Linked DNA regions of Homo sapiens: region 1 is linked to region 2. The links are chromatin contacts, found by Hi-C or POLR2A ChIA-PET in ENCODE. All regions are on one chromosome and are shown on one strand. The core of a region is the stretch at or near the end of the contact, and the rest is flanking DNA. Distances in the headings are between cores, read along the strand shown. Region 1 overlaps UBE2H (ubiquitin conjugating enzyme E2 H). Region 2 overlaps NRF1 (nuclear respiratory factor 1).

Region 1 (2,702 bases), core at 153-2,652, 190 kb before region 2:
AGCTTTTACCATTGACCAGAAAAGCTTTGTGAAAGATGTTTGCTGACTGTCAAGTACTTCATGTCTCAGAACAGGTTTTTTAAAAAAATAACAGTTTCACTGAATTATAATTCACAGACATGCAAATCACCCATTTAAAGTGTGTAATTCAGTAGTTTTTAATACATTCAGTTATATGCAGCCATCACCACAGTCAATTTTAGAACATTTTCATCACCTCAAAAATAAATGTGTACCCTTTAACTATTCGCCCTAGGCAACCACGAATCTGCTTTTTGTTTCTGTGGATTTGTCTTTTCTGGACACTTCTTAGAAACGTAATTATATAATATGTGGTCTTTTGTGACTGTTTTTTTTTTCACTTTGCATAATGTTTTCAAGGTTGATCCGTGTTGCATGTATCGGAAGTTCTTATGGCTGAATAATATTTCATTGTGTAGATAAACCACATTATTTGTCAGATAATAGACATTTGGGTTATTGCTGTCTTTTGGCTATTATGAGTGTTATAAATATTTGTGCACAAGTATTTGTGTAGACATGTTTGCATTTCTCTTGGGTATATACCTAGGAGTGAAATTGCTGGATAATATGTTTAACTATTTGAGGACTGATAGACTACTTTGTAAAGTGGCCAACATGAGTAAGTTTTCATCACATTTATAAAATGTTAGTGTACTTACATTAGCTTGCAAAGCATTTAATAAGCAGCAAGAGTTAAACCACGTTGGTCCAAGTGAACTGAAAGCAGACTTCTGTGTTACATGTGTATGAGTTACTGAACATGTTCCATAATACAGGAGTGTGAGCACACTAACAGGTAAGTGCAGGAAAACAAGAAGAAATATTTTCAGAGTATAGTCAAAAGTACACTGAGCATGGGAGAATTGTTTTGACATTTTGCTCAAAACTATTTCTGAAGAAAATTCAACATTTCTTTCACGGAAAGTTTTAGGAACAGGTAAATACAATTATATAAAGTACTGGTAGAATATGTTCGTTCAGATGACCTTGAAGTGTTTTTTCAGACTTATCTGAACTTGAGATCTGAACTGAATTTTTATTAGAAACTGTTAAAGCCTCTGGCATTGAAGGTTAGTTCATAATTGGTGAGTTCTGAATCACTTCATTTCCTGCAGTGGTTCCTGAGAGAATCTTAGTTCAAAGGACTGCCCCCGCCAACCCCTGCCCCGCCAAAAAAAAAAAAAAAAAAAAAACTAACACTAAATAACTAATAGGAGAAAGTTGGCGTGTCAACATAAATATTCAACTGAAAAGCAAAAGGCTAAGCCTGGCACCTAAAACTTGTTTCAACACTTTCCTCTGCTGTAGATTCGATGAGGGAGCAGGGAGTGGATTGTGAAATTTCCTGCCATTTACCTTGCCCCAGGACATGTACTGTTCTGTGGGTATACATATTTGTAGCGTAACAACAATTCACAGTTGAAATTTCAGATGTATGTTAATCATAGCCTGATATTAAACAACATTCATGTTAGCAGTAAATTTAGTCCTCTGTCCCCTCACACCCTTCCCCGCCATTGATTTCTGGTAAGCCAGTTGACTCATTGCTTCTGTTCTTATCCTGTTTTCTCTTTGCCAAGTGTATGTGCAATTTGTTTATTCAGAGTTCAAAATTGGTATAATTGTGGTTTACTCACCCAGTAATTTTTAATTTTGTATTATTTAACCTTACAAGAGAGCTAATTATAGTGAGGAATCGGATTAATTTTGTAAGATGCTTGCCATCAGTATGAAGTTATCAAGTATGAAGTTATCTATTGTTATTGTTATGACATTAAACAGAAAGTAGCAGATGACCAAAGTGATTTTGGCTTCCTGCATGATAGCATCTTTTTTTTTGCATCCCTTCCTGCTCTTCCAGACAGCAGTGACAGAAGCTCTGAGAAACATAAAATGTAGCCAAGGGGATCTGGATTTCCATTTCAAAACAAATTAATTTTAAGGACTGATAGGAGAGTTCATTAAGCCACAGGTAGCTTTTTAAGCACTCTTCTATTTTCCAGTTTTCCTTTTTTTCTCCAAAATATATTTTATCTGTAGTTGGCTTATCACCCTGCACTCCTGGGGGCCCAGGTGCCTTCACTGCGATACAGCTTTAATCTCTCTCTCATCCCACCCTTCTGGACCAGGCATGCTTGATCCCTGCAAATGTGTTTCTCTCTCCAGCTTTCATTTTACTCATTCTTTGACTGCCTTCGTAAATTATTTATATGATGGATTAAGTTGTAGGCTGGGCACGGTGGCTCATGCCTGTAATCCCAGCACTTTGGGAGGACAAGGCAGGCGGATCACCTTAGGTCGGGAGTTCGAGACCAGCCATAACCAACATGGAGAAACCCCATCTTTATTAAAAATACAAAATTAGCCAGGCGTGGTGGCGCATACCTGTAATTCCAGCTACTCGGACAGCTGAGGCAGGAGAATTGCTTGAACCCGGGAGGCGGAGGTTGCAGTGAGCCCAGATTGCACCATTGCACTCCAGCCTGGGCAATAAGAGCAAAACTCCATCTCAAAAAAACAAACAAAAAAAAAAGTTGTGGAGAAGTGAGGTGGAAGACAATTTTCTTATGAAATTGGGCAGTTTACATTTTCACTCTTAGGGTTGCTAGCCAGTGGACTAGATACTTCTACTCTTATTTTGCTGGAGAGAAAAATCAACATTTGGGAAAAGTCTTCCC
Region 2 (2,789 bases), core at 165-2,664:
ACTGCACTCCAGCCAGGGCAACAGAGTGAAACTCCATCTCAAAAAACAACAACAGAAAAAGAAATACTCAGATAATGAATGGAATACCATATAACAGTTAAAAACAGCCACATTATCAACATGGGTGAATCTCAGAAAAATGTTGAACGAGATAAACATATTACAGAAACATAGTATCAGAGTGATACCATTAATATAAAATTTAACACATGCAAAACAATGCTAAATATTGTTTAATCATACAGACACATAATAGCAAATATAGACAAATGCAAGAGAATGACAAAGACCAAATCTAGAATACTGGTTACCCCAGTGGAGGGAGGGAGGGAAGGGAGCAGGATTAGAAAGAGTTCCACTGAGAATTTCAACCATATCTGTACTTTTTATTTCTTAAAAAACATTTGATGCAAACATGTGAAAGCAGTAATAACTGACAAAGCTGGGCAGTGGGTGCACATGCATTTGTTATGTCAATCTTGATACTTCTCCATATGATTCAAATATTCAAGTATTTTCTACTTGCTGCACAATTTACCAAAACTATCACTCTCAAGATATTAATTACGTCTATAGACCACGTGAATCTTTCTCCACTTCTTTATTAACCTATCCTTTATCATTTCAAAGAAAATGAAATAATAAATCCAATTTTGTTTAAAAAGAAGTCCTCTAGGGCTAGGCCCAGTGGCTCACGCCTGTAATCCCAACACTCTGGGAGGCCAAGGCAGGAGGATCACTTGAGCCCCGGAGTTCAAGACCAGCCCTGGGCAACATGGCAAAACGGCATGTCTGCAAAAATTTAAAAAATTAGCTGGGCATGGTGGCGTGCACCTGTCCACGAGGATGAGGTGGGAGGATCATCTGAGCCCAAGGAGGTTGAGGCTGCAGTAAGCCATGATTGTACCACTGCACTCCAGTCTGGACAACAGAGTGAAACCCTGTCTCAAAAAAAACCAACAACAACAACAACAACAAACAACATACTGGTGATTGATACTAAAAGAGGTCAACCAACTTGAGATATTGTTTTTATTACTTGAAGATTTCGTTTAGTTGCACTACAAATAAACTTTTTTTTCTTGAAAATCAACAATAATCAGGGGCTGTCTGTGCTGCAGAGAATTAGAAGTGTTTCTGACAGGCAACACAATATAGTGAATGGTCATTTACCTTTTCTGGGTCACCTTTCAGATATGATGAATGCTACAGACCAGCTCCTCAGAAAAATCCCCACGCTGGTTAAGTGGAGTTGGGATTCCAACCCAGGAAGCCTGATTCCAGAGCCTGGGCAGGTAAGCCCTGTGCTCTGCTGCCTCTCGAAATTCCTTACCACACACAGCCCCTAGGCCCTGGGTGGTCTGACTCATGCCTGCCTCACAAGGCTCCAACCACACTGGCCTCCTTCCCATTTCCCATCTGCAAGTCCTTGCTTTCAGTGTTTCTCAGTCTGAAATGCACTTCCCTTTGCTGACACCTAACTGCCTGTCAGTCACAACCTTCCTCCTCAGAGAAGCCTTCCCAGACCACCCAAACTAGCAGCAATCTGCTGTCCTTCTCTCTCCATTACCTTCCCGCATTATTTTATTCAGAGCATCCAATGCTTTCTCAAATTATTTTACTTTATTATTGGTAGCTCTCCCCCACCACTGGATGAAAGCTCCTTCAGAAACAAACTCTTTTCTCCCCCCAATAAGCCTTTCGCACTCCTAAGAAGCAAACTCTTGCCTGCCTTGTGCATAGTATCTACATAGGTTACATATATGTACTATACATTATAATTCCTCAATAATTGAATATTAAATGATCAAATGGAAGTCATTTCTACCAGCTGTGTCTCACTTTCCACATGTGCCACACAAAGGGGTCAAATTAAAGTCTTTGCCTGGTCTTAACACTATCACAAAGCAGTACAGTAATACAGCAAAGCCATGTCTTAAAACCATCTTCCTTCATAGAAAAGCAGTGGACCTGGATTCATTATGTCAAGATGCCCTCTGCTGGGACACATAAGCATTTCACAAAATATATTTTACAAACATTTCAAGTGTTTTGCCCCTAAGACTTATTTTTAAATTCACCACTCCGGAAATACACAGTGGACAGTAACTGACAGTAATAAAGTTGTTGTTCATTGAATCTGTCTTCCTCTTCTTAAATACAGCATATATTCAAAACATGTAGTATTTTGGCCACTCCTCATCATTAATTTCTTGTCTAGCTTTTCTAAATACCTTCTAAGATCAATATCTAATACCATACCCATTCAGGCATGGTTTATATGAAGTCTTTTCACCATGGTGCTAAATGTTCAATGTAAACAGGAAAGTGAAAGATATAAAATGTAGCCCAGCTTTAAGTCATTTAGTAGCCCAGAAAATTTTAAAACCTTAAATTGGATCCCTCTCCCTCTCCCTCTCCCCTACCCTCTCCCTCCCTTTCCCCCTCCCCCTCCCCCTTTCCCGTCTCCACTGTCTCCCTCTCTTGGGGAGCCTGGACTGTACTGCCAAGATCTCCGCTCCCTGCAACCTCCCTGCCCTGGGCTCCGGTGATTCTCCTGCCTCGGCCTGGCGAGTGCCTGGGATTCCAGGCACACGCCGCCACTCCTGACTGGTTTTCGTATTTTTGGTGGAGACGGGGTTTCGCCGTGTTGACCGGACTGGTCTCCAGCTCCTGGCCTCGGGTGATCTGCCCACCTCGGCCTCCCGAGGTGCTGGGATTGCAGACGGAGTCTCGCTCACTCAATGCTCAATGTTGCCCAGGCTGGAGTACAGTGGCGTGATCTTGGC

The links. A loop is a pair of places that touch in the nucleus more often than their neighbours do. ChIA-PET counts read pairs that join two places held with the same protein, here RNA polymerase II (POLR2A). Pooled maps may share reads with other maps.
Region 1: a pooled map shows a loop between it and region 2 (6-fold over the local background). The contact joins two enhancer-like sites. A Hi-C loop is called at or near these places in 2 of 50 pooled maps. POLR2A ChIA-PET finds 5 or more read pairs at or near these places in 3 of 52 experiments (GM12878, activated T-cell and activated naive CD4-positive, alpha-beta T cell).

Annotation. Positions count from the first base shown.
Region 1 is chr7:129,852,576-129,855,277 of GRCh38, reverse strand. The region is part of intron 5 of UBE2H (ubiquitin conjugating enzyme E2 H); the gene reads left to right. Among named protein-coding and RNA genes, the nearest start is that of MIR183, 79 kb to the right of the region's middle. Within about 2 kb of position 1,402, at least 9 of the 41 ENCODE cell types and tissues checked have a DNase peak (open chromatin) inside an H3K27ac peak, as active enhancers do.
Region 2 is chr7:129,663,801-129,666,589 of GRCh38, reverse strand. The region is part of intron 2 of NRF1 (nuclear respiratory factor 1); the gene reads right to left. Among named protein-coding and RNA genes, the nearest start is that of NRF1, 53 kb to the right of the region's middle. Within about 2 kb of position 1,414, at least 3 of the 41 ENCODE cell types and tissues checked have a DNase peak (open chromatin) inside an H3K27ac peak, as active enhancers do.